Regions from separate parts of the Homo sapiens genome. Here region 2 is linked to region 1. A link is a contact called in ENCODE Hi-C or POLR2A ChIA-PET data. All regions are on one chromosome and are shown on one strand. Each heading gives the region's core, a stretch centred on a gene start or an enhancer-like site at or near the end of the contact. The rest is flanking DNA. Distances are from core to core; before and after follow the strand shown.

Evidence for each region. A loop is a pair of places that touch in the nucleus more often than their neighbours do. ChIA-PET counts read pairs that join two places held with the same protein, here RNA polymerase II (POLR2A). Pooled maps may share reads with other maps.
Region 2: a map with no recorded cell type shows a loop between it and region 1 (5-fold over the local background). The contact joins the promoter of RPS6KB1 here to the promoter of YPEL2 in region 1. A Hi-C loop is called at or near these places in 1 of 37 single-sample maps with no recorded cell type and 6 of 50 pooled maps. POLR2A ChIA-PET finds 5 or more read pairs at or near these places in 1 of 52 experiments (HEK293).

The regions. Positions count from the first base shown.
Region 1 is chr17:59,328,449-59,334,350 of GRCh38, reverse strand. It overlaps YPEL2 (yippee like 2), which reads right to left and starts at 2,696. Exons shown (of 5, transcript NM_001005404.4): 1 at 2,527-2,696. RefSeq lists an enhancer at 1,639-2,200 and a silencer at 2,411-2,930.
Region 2 is chr17:59,889,901-59,895,351 of GRCh38, reverse strand. RPS6KB1 (ribosomal protein S6 kinase B1) reads right to left here and starts at 2,231. Exons shown (of 15, transcript NM_003161.4): 1 at 2,027-2,231. The coding sequence starts at 2,167. TUBD1 (tubulin delta 1) reads left to right here and starts at 2,409. Exons shown (of 9, transcript NM_016261.4): 1 at 2,409-2,655; 2 at 4,311-4,521. The coding sequence starts at 4,350. RefSeq lists a silencer at 1,814-2,013 and an enhancer at 2,204-2,483.

The sequences.
Region 1 (5,902 bases), core at 1,447-3,946:
GCAGTCTGGAATACACGGATACTAAACAAAATCAACCTCTTCTTCAGCTGGCCAATTGTGAATCTCCCAGGCACAATGACTGTGTGGCTGCCTCAAAACCGTGAAAATCATTACGACAATGAAGAATTCACATAATCTATGAACAGCACAGCAACTCACGCAACTCATCGGCACTACTCACATCTCCAACCCCCACACACCTAGAAACATCTCCTGGTACACAACACTGTGCAGCAGCCCTCAAACAGGCTGGAGTGGAGAGGGAGGGATACCAGTCTCTTAAAGCCAACTGCTTCATGGCAGTTGAGAACAAACAATACTGTGCCCTTAGACTTTTCAAAGCCTAAGCTAGTGTGATTGGCAGCTGAGTGATTTTGGGATTGCAGAGTATGGGGTCACATACCTGACTGCACTTCAGAGCCAAGTTAATACCTTTCATTGTTCACTGCCTCCAGTTCCCACTAGATCAGGGGCTCTTATCAAGCACCTGCATCACAATCTCATAGGTCCCCTGGTAAAAATGCAGATTCCTGTGGCCCACTGAAAATAAACATCTGCGGAGTAGCCTGACAAACTATTTTTAAACACTACCCAGGTCATCTTTATACACATTTAAGTTTGAGGACCTCTGCCTTAAAGCGATGCTTCTCAAACTATGGGTCAGGACCTGCTTGGTCAGGAAATCAAATTAATGGGTCATAACCAGCAGTTGATTTTTTTAAATGAAGTAGAAAAAAAAACCTTTAAAACAGAGCACACTGCAGGGAGTAAGGGTAATTATTGTTCTCTGAAACTTATTTCAGTTACAGACCTGTATGCAGTGCAGGTCCCACTCAAAGTCTGAAAACCATGCTCCTAGAGGGAAGAAGGAAAACAGTTTTCTCGCGCATGGTGTTTATTTTCCATTTTCCACCCCTAACTCTAAGCTTCTTGATTTTGGTTCAAGCACAGAAATATCAAGACAGATCCAAGAAATGCTGTCATTGAATGCTAACCTGCGGCGGCAAAGCCCAACTGAGGAAGCGGATGAGGCTCCCACTGCACTCCTGCCTGAGATCCTATCATGGAGCTGGGGACAGGGGATGGTGCCAAGGGGGAAGTCTGCACAGCTCTCCCCAGGCTGGGCCTGTTTCTGGGGAAAAGAACTTGCAGCCACTCAAAACACAGTTTAGAAGAATGAAAATGTTCCTCACCGGAGGCAAGACTCAGCCATTCATAGGCCCTGTGGCCCCCAGAGGCAGGAAAGCACGGGGGAGCAATAACCATGTGAAATCAAGTCCCACCCCAGAGCCAGTGAGGCGGTTTACTGAACTTCTTGCATCTTTAATGCTCTGTGAGGCACAGGGAAGCTGACCGCTACCCTTCTTGCCCAATGCTTTGGAACAAGGAAGAACAAGGAAGGAAGGGCAGGGAGGAAAAGACAGCTGTCTCGTTAGCCTTCAGATTCACCAAAGGCAAGGACTCACTCAAGAGCCTCCCAAGTTGCAAGGACAGCAAATCAGCAAGGAGGCCAGAAAGCAAAAACCCCAGCAAAGCTTCGGAGCAGTTCTCTGGGGCCTTTCACAGCGGCGGGACTGGGGGGCGGGCGAGGGTGCAGCTCCGCTCCAAGCGGAGGAAAACAAGACACTCGCTCACCTGGCTTTTTAAACTCTCGCAGCTAAGACTGAAGGCAGAGGTAGCAATCTTCCGGACAAGAAGTCCAGAAGAACAGGTGTCCCCCACCCCCGCACGCCCCCAAGACCGGAGAAAAGCCCACCACTCCGGGAAAGACACCAGAGGAGGTCGGCGGCCAAGCAGGGTGAACTGGAAGTGGCGAAAGGTCGGGGCCGCCCCTAAGCGCCAGCTCCGGGGAGGCGCTCGCGGCAGAGGCTCCCGCGTTCCGTCGGGCAGGACCTCGCGCCCACCCCCTTGGCAAGGACACCGGGGAGGCGCCGAGACGCGGCCAGGGAGGAACTCGGCTGCGGTTACCTCGACCCGGGTCGGGGCAGACGACGCGCTCCGAGAAATTTCGAGGGCGCCCAGTCCCACAGTGGAAGGCCCCCAGGGCGGCGCCCCTGGACCTAAGTGTCCCCAGGACTCTCCGAGGGAAACGCGGCGTCACGAGAGGACGGAGGGCGTCCCCAGCCCCACCCGGACCCCATGGAGTCCGAACCCATGGGGACGACGCGGAGGAGGAAGCGGCGATTCCAGCTCCGCACCCCCGCCCCAAACCTGGCCCCGCAGACTCGCCCAGCCCCTGGCGCGCGTCTCCCGCCCCGGCCGGGGGTCCCGCGCCCTTGGGCTCCCTCCGCGAGCGGCCGCGGGCCCGGCAGTGTTTGTAAACAAACCGGTCACGTGGCCCGGCGGCCGCTCCCCGTCCCCGGCGCCCACGGGGACCCCACGCGGAACCGAGGGCGCCGCACCCCCAACCCCGCGCAGGCCCGGCCGGGGGAGTCCGGAGGCCGGGGCCGGGGACCCAGAGCCCGAGCTGACAGCGCGCCCCACGCCCACGCGCGCCCGGCCCGCGCCGCACTCCGGTGCACTTACCCGGCGACAGGCGGCCCTGTCCGGCCAGCGTGGGGCTTGGCTCCGCTGGGGTGCGCAGCGGCGAAGCGCGGCCCGGCTGGGGCTCGGGCTCCCGGCACGCTCTTAAAGCCACAGTCTCCGCCACCGCCGCGGCCGCCACTCCGCATCCCTCCGGGTCCGGGCCGGGGGCTACCCCGTGATGGACGCGCCCCCGCACCTATCCCCTCGGCTCAGCACATAGCAACACGCCGCGGGTTGGCCGGGCGCAGCCGCAGCCCATCCGCGCAGAGCCAATCATCAGAGGACGGAACTCCGCCCCCCGCTTCCCCGACCGCCCACTCCCCCACCCCTCGGCCCGGCCCAGCCTGGGCTAGGGGAGAGCGGCTGGTTAGGGTCCCGCCCGTCCCGGCAACTTGCCGGAGGGCAGGGACCCAGAGTGCCAAAGCTGGGTGGGCTCTCAGCGCCTAGGAGGAGGCCGTTTATTTGAGTTTGGGGTTTGTCCCCAGGGCAGGGCTGGGATTCCCAGAACCTGGGTTGTATTTTGGGGCGGGGGGATTTGCAGTGCATCTCCCTGGAGGCTCAAGATAGTCATTCCTTTCTTACGTTTTAAACCTCGCCCTAAGCCATAGCCTAAGTTACCAGAAGTGGCCCTCAGGCCCCGGGTAATTGAATTTAAAATGATAGGGGGGAGGGGGGAGGGATAGCATTAGGAGATACACCTAATGCTAAATGACGAGTTAATGGGTGCAGCACACCAACATGGCACATGTATACATATGTAACAAACCTGCACATTGTGCACATGTACCCTAAAACTTAAAGTATAATAATAATAAAATTAAAAGAAAATGATAGTGCTAGTTGCACCCAGCCCACCCATGCCTTGCTCAGAAGCCAGGCATTTCCCCTCTTCTCTCTGCCCTGCTAGTAATTTCGGCGAATTAAAAGTACGAAAGGGGCTTAGTGGAATTGAAGACCGCCCCATTGCTGCTAATTTTCCATGACTTTCAGAGGCAGATGACGGTAATTAGAGTGGGATGGTCCGAGTGACCAGAGGGGAGGAGTCCACGTTCTGGGTCACCGGGGTGGTGCTTTTCAAGGAAGAGCAGGTTAAAAAATAACCTCGTGGCAGTCAGGAAACCAGGGAGGCACCAGGTGGGTGGAGTGGGGCAGTTTCCCAGCAGGAAAACAGGACAGTTTGATAAAGAATGTTGGCACGGACAAGGTGAACAAAGCAGGTCCTGCCTTTCGCTCAAGACACTGGGGTTCCGCAGTTCCTCTGGGAACTCTTCCTCCAAGGAAACTAGTGTTTTACTGTGCAGCCATCAGGATGTGAGGTGCTGCAGGAGGTGCAGCTGACTCTCCGCCTTCCACACACTGGTTTGCACGTACACCCAGAATGCTGGCTCACCTGCATCTCCACCCAGCTGTTTTTAAAATATGCTTGGTCAACCAAATTGTATTCAGTTAATATCTATTGCATGTGAATCCAGTCACCAAGGTTAGTAAAAACAACAAAACACCCCAAATACCTCAGTATTGTGGGGCTGACATATCAGCCTCAGATTTGCAGTTTCAGTGTAAACAAAGGCTATGTCCTGGTTCACAACTGACTAGTTTGGAGAGTCTAAAACGGGGGGGGGGGGGGAATGCTTTCAGATGAGAGGAATCACAAACAAGAACTGTTTAGCATTTAATCCTTAATCTAAGATGTGATGGATTCTTTAGATTAGTAAGAGCTTGCCGTCTCGCCCTGATCTGCTTCTTGAGCAAGTTTCTTTGTCTCTCCAGGCCTAGGTTTCCACAGTTTAAAACAAGGAGGGTTGAAATAGGATGATCTCAAGTCCCTTCCAGCTCTGAAATTCTAAGTAGGGCCAGAAAGTCATGTTTGTTACAACGTTTCCGCAATATTGTGTGAGCGAATATTTGTGTTGCCACATCACCACTTCCTAACAGTAGATGCTGAATTAGTTTAACACCCTAGGATATTGGTATGTTATGTAACAAGACTGGTGGCTACTGTTTCTGTTTAAATAAAAGATAACGTTAGCTAAAGAAGACTAGCCTGATACAGTGGTTTCAGAGGGAGCTCTGAGGACCCCTTCAGGCCTGCTGTGTGTATGCAGGGGACTGGAAGAGGCCCCAGACCTTAGGGTCAGGAGACAATAAAACCAGCCAGCCGGCCAATAACAAAAAAAGTGTTAAGCCTGATCATGCCTCCTCCCAGTCAAAAAGAGCCAAGCATTTTGAGCTGGTAAAGGAGAAGGGAGAGGTGAAACAATGAAGTAAGTGAAACAAAGTAATAGATGCAACTTCTCTGAACCCAGAGGGGGCACTTGAATTGTCCCTCAATACATTTTCTCAGTGCCTACTATGAGCAGAATTCCCTGCTTGACTTGGATGATAGTATTCTGAAGAATCTACTGAGAGGAGAGACGCTGAGGCCAATGGAGAGTTGGTGAAATGAGACAGATGTTTATCCTGGAAAGCAAAAAGAGATGGAGAGAGAGAGAGAAATAAACAGATCTGTTCAGAGTCAGCCAAGGCTTAAACAAACAAACAAACAAAAACCCTTGCTGGTAAAAGTTTGAGAGATTCCTGGCCTCACAGATTATCAGCCTGCCTTTGTCAATGGAACAGTACCTCTGTCTCCTCTGTGTGAAGCCAAATTCATTCATTCCCAGAGCCTTCACGGAATTATTTTCCAGCAACCTCTCACTAATCCCATCTTCCCGCTGTTGCCATATTGGTGCTACTGCTGCTGTGAACAGAGTCACTTTTATGTGTTCACCTTACTTAACCTCTCAACCTTCACATTATTAATTTGAAATAATTAATTACATCTTCCTTCCCCTCACCCGCCATCCCCCAGTTCATCAACAGGTCCTGTCAGTTTCACTTCACAAATATGTATTTGCTGTGAACACATCTGCCTTTGCTGCTGCACCCTGGTTGGAGCCACCAACATCTCTTGCCTAGAATAAGCAGCAGCTTCCCAACTGATCTCCCTGCTTCCAGCCCATTCTCTGTGCAGCAGCCAGATGGTACTTCTAAACAAACTCCTTCTGGTGGCCCACAGGCCCTAGTAACCAGGCCTGCCAACCTCTCTGGTCTTCCACCATCTGTCCTTTGCTCAAACTGCTGCAGTCAAGCTGGCCTTTTTTCTGTTCCTCGTCCTGTTGTAGGGTGTTTGTATTTGCCATCCCCTCCACCTGGAATACCTTGCCCCCAGAAGGCTGCCTCTTCACCATTTGGTTCTGAGGTCAAATGCCAGGTGCAGTGGCTCATGCCTGTAATCCCAGCACTTTGGAAGGCCAGAGCAGGCAGATCACCTGAGGTCAGGTGTTCGAGACCAGCCAACATGGTGAAACACCGTCTCTACTAAAAATACAAAAAT
Region 2 (5,451 bases), core at 982-3,481, 560 kb before region 1:
AGACCCTGTCTCAAAAAAAAAAAAAAAAAAAAAGCCAGGCGCAGTGGCTCACACCTGTAATCCTAGCACTTTGGGAGGCCGAGGCGGGCAGATTACGAGGTCAAGAGATCGTGACCATCCTGGCTAACACAGTGAAACTCCATCTCTACTAAAAATACAAAAAATTAGCCAGGTGTGGTGGCACGCGCCTGTAGTCCCAGCTACTCAGGAGGCTGAGGCAGGAGAATCGCTTGAACCCAGGAGGCAGAGGTTGCAGTGAGCTGAGATCACGCCACTGCATTCCAGCCTGGGTGACAGAGCAAGACTGTCTCAAAAACAAAACAAAACAAAAAAACCAGAAAGAAAGAAAAGAAAAGAAAAGAAAAGAAAAAGCACACAACTCAATACCCACTTTCTAAACCGTGTGATTTTGATTTAGTCTTATTTGATTATGAAAAGAACAGTATTGGTCAGGTATGGTGGTTTATGCCTATAATCCCAGCATTTTGGGAGGCCGAGGCTGGTGGATCATTTGAGGTCAGGAGTCCGAGAACAGCCTGGCCAATATGGTGAAACCCTGTCTCTACTAAAAATACAAAAATTAGCCAGATGTGGTGGCGCATGCCTGTAATCCTAGCTACTTGGGAGGCTGAGCCATGACAATCGCTTAAACCCAGGAGGCTGAGATTGCAGTGAGCTGAGATCGCACCATTGCACTCCAGTCTGGGTGATAGAGTGAGACCCAACTCAAAACAAAACAAAAGAAACAAACAAGAAGAACAGTATTATTTTAGGCCACTTAGTTTCTTAAAGTGTTCAAAATTCTTTATATACATCATCTCAATCTTTTGTCAACAGTAGGGCAGGTGCCAGAGGAGAAAAACTGAGGGTGAGGCAAGGGAAAGGAAGCCCCTGTGTAATTAGAGCAAACATCTGACGTCATTAACCCATGTATTCAACTAGACATTGGAATTTAGATGCTAAACTACCAAGAGGTTATCAACTGATGATCATTTGGTCCAGGATCAGTGATTTAGTATGACAACATTTTTGAACTTCAGGTGCAATTTGTCATTTTTTGATAAATTTATCTAGGGAAAAAAAAAGTTATTCCATAAAGATTAACAAACCACTAAGCCAGCAGGGTGAAACCAAGCTATGCATTAGGAAATACAATTCTAAATTTAGCACCCTAAATTACAGCAAGGAAAGCCCTCATACCACCATTCACAAGTCTCTGTTCAGGCAACTTATTTCTGGCAAGCTAAATCAAGGCTGTCAACTGGTTTTTGGTTTTTTTTTCCACCTCAAAATTACATTAATTATTCTGAAAAAAATACAGACATCTTCAACTTGGGGAAAGGTTACAAGTGCCGTGTGTCCTTATAAATGCTTATTTTAAAAAGTCACACGGAAGGGGGTAAAAAAAAAAAAGCAAACAAACAAACCCTGGAAGATTGGAAGATGCAGCAGAGCCCCCTTGCTCCCGAAATAAAACTCCTGGTGGCTGTAACAGCAGCGGCAGTGCTACTCCCGACAGAAGTTTTCAGCTGTCACTTCTAACAGCTGAGCGCTTCCTAGGAGAGAAGCGACAGGCCGAGAAGAGAGGTGGTTGTGGGAGGTCTGAAGATTCAATACTTGAAATTCTAGACTCGAAGGGAAACCCTCCACACTTCGCCTGCACTTACGGGACACCCAGCAAGAGCAGCCCCCGTCTCCCCAACACACGCTCACGCCACCCGCTCCCCGCCACACTCAAGTCCAACAGCTCGAGGAATCGACCACGCGCCCGTTCTCTTTCCCTCTTCAGATCGCTCGGGGCTGCGCTGACCTGGGGCTAAGGGTGCGACCTGCACCTGCGAGCCCCGCAGAGGCCTCACACCTAGGGCCATGACCGCCCCGCCCGCTCCCCTGTCTCAGGCCGCGCGACCCTCAGCTCCTCAGGAGCCCCCCTGGGTCTCCACGCTCTAGGACACACCGCGCTTCCTGAGCCCGCGCCGCCGCCCCGGCCCTGTCACCTCGGGCCCCCGGGGACCCCGGGCCTCACCCCCTCCTCCAGCTCATCCTCAGAGCCCGCGTCCTCTGGCTGGTCCAGGTCTATGTCAAACACTCCTGCCATGTCCTCAGCTTCCCTGTCTCGGAAGTCCGGGGCTGGGTAAAAGCCGTCCCGCCTCCTTCGTCGCCTCATGGGCCCGGACCCGCCGCAGCCACCACAGCCGCTGCCGCCATCACCGGCTGCTTAGGCTCAGTGCGTCTGCGCCTAGGCCTTAGACTGGCTCCTAAAGTTCAGCGTAGGAGCATGCGTACAGGGTTCCGTGAAGCCAAACAGTGGGCAGTGGACATGCGCAGAACTATCGGCAGGATCCAGGCGCTGGCAGAAACATGCGCAAAACACCAGCCGAAGTCGCGCTTGGAGGACTAGAGCATGCGCATTGTCAGCTGGAGCGTTCGGTGGACAGTGAGCATGCGTACCATATCTGAAGTTCGTAAATTGAAATTGAACATGCGTAATTAATCTTTCTGAATAGGAAAAAATATATACACAACAAAACTCTCCGTTTATGGAACATGCGCATTTGTTCTCAGTAAGTTTTTCGTTTTGAAAGTGAGCATGCGCATGGTGAGTAGGTTGGTCCGAAGTTTGAACCGGACAGAAGCGCTGGTCGGCGTCTGGCGGTGAGTCGGGTTACGTGTGGAGAACTCCTGGGGCCCGTGGGGAACGGGGGACCTTTTGGCTTTGCTCTTTACTAGTTCTGTGGCCTTGGAAAAGTCAATAACCTTTCAGAGCCTCAGTTTCCTTATCTGTAAAATGAGGATAATAATAAACCTACTTTGCCGGTTTGACATTTTAAGCACAGAGTCTGTCTCACAACCCACGGCTCATTTCCAGTGCTGCATAGACCTGATGTGAAGTCTTTATCAAAACTTGTCTTTTCCTAGGTAAAAATAATGAGGAACTGCTCTAATGTTTCTTTTGCTTTCTTTCTTTTTCAAATGGAGACAGGGTCTCGCTGTGTTGCCCAGGCTGGTCTGGAATCCCTGGGCTCAGGTGATCCTCCCGCCTCGGCCTCCCAAAGTACTGGGATTACAGGCATGAGCCATTGCGCCCGGTTAATATTTCATCTGGTTTTCTTTCTCCAAGCTGCATCTTTCTTGCTGTCCTACCTGAGCTAAACACAAAATCTTTCTTACAGGTCTTACTAAAGTTACCAGGCTAGACTAGTGGAGAAAGCGTAAGCTATTATTTAGAAGAGAGAAAATTAATGTTAATTGAATGTACAATGTTGAGCACACTTCTGTGTTCTACATGTTCATGTGGTGTGAAGGGTGGTACTACTAATTTCTTCAATCAGCATTTGTTTTGTCTTGTTTTTATTTTTTTAATTTTAATTTTTTTTTTTTCTGGAGACAGGAGGATGTCACTTTGTCACCCAGGCTGGAGTGCGGTGGCAAGATCTTGGCTCACTGCAGCCTGGACCTCCCAGGCTCAGGGGATCCTCCCACCTCAGCCTCCCGAGTAGCTGGGACTGCAGGCGCACACCACCACGCCAAGCTAATGGTTGTATTTTTTGTACAAACAGGGTTTTGCCATGTTGACCAGGTCTGGAACAGCCAGGCTCACGTGATTCTCCCAACTCAGCCTCCCAAAATGCTGGGATTACAGGTGTGAGCCACGCACCCAGCCTCTTTTTTTCTTTTATCACTCCTCAACTGAGGAGAATGTTTTGTTTTAAACATATGTTTAGGAAAAAAGTGATTACAAATCAGATTTTGGAAACTATTGAGCTGTGTATGAATGGATTCAGGTACAGTAAATCACAAATCCCAAAACCATGTAGAGAGTATGAGAACTTCCTTGAATGACTAGCTCCTTAGACAACACAGCTGTTCTATCTCCAATATTATATACGTATGTGGCATTTTAAAATGACTTTTTGGGCCGGGCGTGGTGGCTCAAGCCTGTAATCCCAGCACTTTGGGAGGCTGAGGTAGGTGGAGGTGGATCACGAGGTCAAGAGTTCAAGACCAACCTGGCCAACATGGTGAAACCCCATCTCTACTAAGAATACAAAAATTAGCCAGGCGTGGTGGCACGTGCCTGTAATCCCAGCTACTCGGGAGGCTGAGGCAGGAGAATCGCTTGAACCTGGGAGGCGGAGGTTGCATTAAGCCGAGAACATGCCACTGCACTCTAGCCTGGGTGACAGAACAAGACTCCGTCTCAGGGGGGAAAAAAGACTTTTTATTGATGTATAATTAACATACATGGCATTTTATTTGTTCTTATTAGTAATGTAGTGGTTCTCAAAGCGTATTTTTTTCGATTACAGGTTGTTTTTAGAGGTAATACACCTAGTTTGTGGCTCAGCATGTCAATTGTAACAGTGCAACTTGGTCAGTGTGGCAATCAGATTGGTTTTGAAGTTTTTGATGCTTTGCTTAGTGACTCACACAGTTCCCAGGGACTCTGCTCTATGAGAGAGAATGAGGCATATCAAGCATCTTGCAAAGAAAGATTCTTCAGTGAGGAGGAGAATGGAGGTAGGTGTGGCCCACAGTCCTCTCCTTTACTCTGATCTAACCAACCCCTTCAAAGCCAGGCCTTCCACATGGTTTTTAAACCCCATTCCTTCCCATCTCACTAGGGAATTACTTTGTTTTTGCTTTTCATTTCTATGTTAATAATCTTTGCTTTTCCAGTGGCATTTTCCCTTCTGCATGCTCAGATCTCACCAATTTAAAACCAACCAAACAAAACTCATCTATTGACTGGCTTTCTTCTTCTTATCTCTTTGCCTTTCATCTAAGATTCTCAAAAGAGGACCCTGCTGGCTGGGCGTGGTGGCTCACGCCTGTAATCCCAGCACTTTGAGAGGCCGAGGCGAGTGGATCACAAGGTCAGGAGTTCAAGACCAGCCTGACCAACATGGTGAAACCCCATCTCTACTAAAAATACAAAAATTAGCTGGGCGTGGTGGCATGTGCCTGTAATCCCAGCTACTCGGGAGGCTGAGGCAGGAGAATCACTTGAACCCAGGAGGCAGAGGTTGCAGTGAGCCGAGACCGCACCACTGCCCTCCAGCCTGGTGACAGAGCGAGACTCCATCTCCAAAAAAAATAAAAGGACCCTGCTTAACCACCTATGATCCTGCTTCTGCCCCACATAGCATCATTGAAGCTGCTCTAAGAAAAGTTTCCAGTGACCTCCGAATCACCAGATCCAACTACTGTTTTTCTTTTCTTTTTTTCTTTTTCTTGTAGAGACAGGTTCTTACTACACTATGTTGCCCAAGCTGGAGTGCGGTGGCTATTCACAGGTCTCCTGAGTAGCTGGGACTGCAGGTGCATGCCACCATGCCTGGCTCTTTCTTTTCTCTGTCTCTCTTTTTTTTTTTTTTTTTTTTGAGAGAGTCTCGCTCTGTCACCCGGGCTGAAGTGCAGTGATGTGATCTTGGCTCACTGTAACCTCCA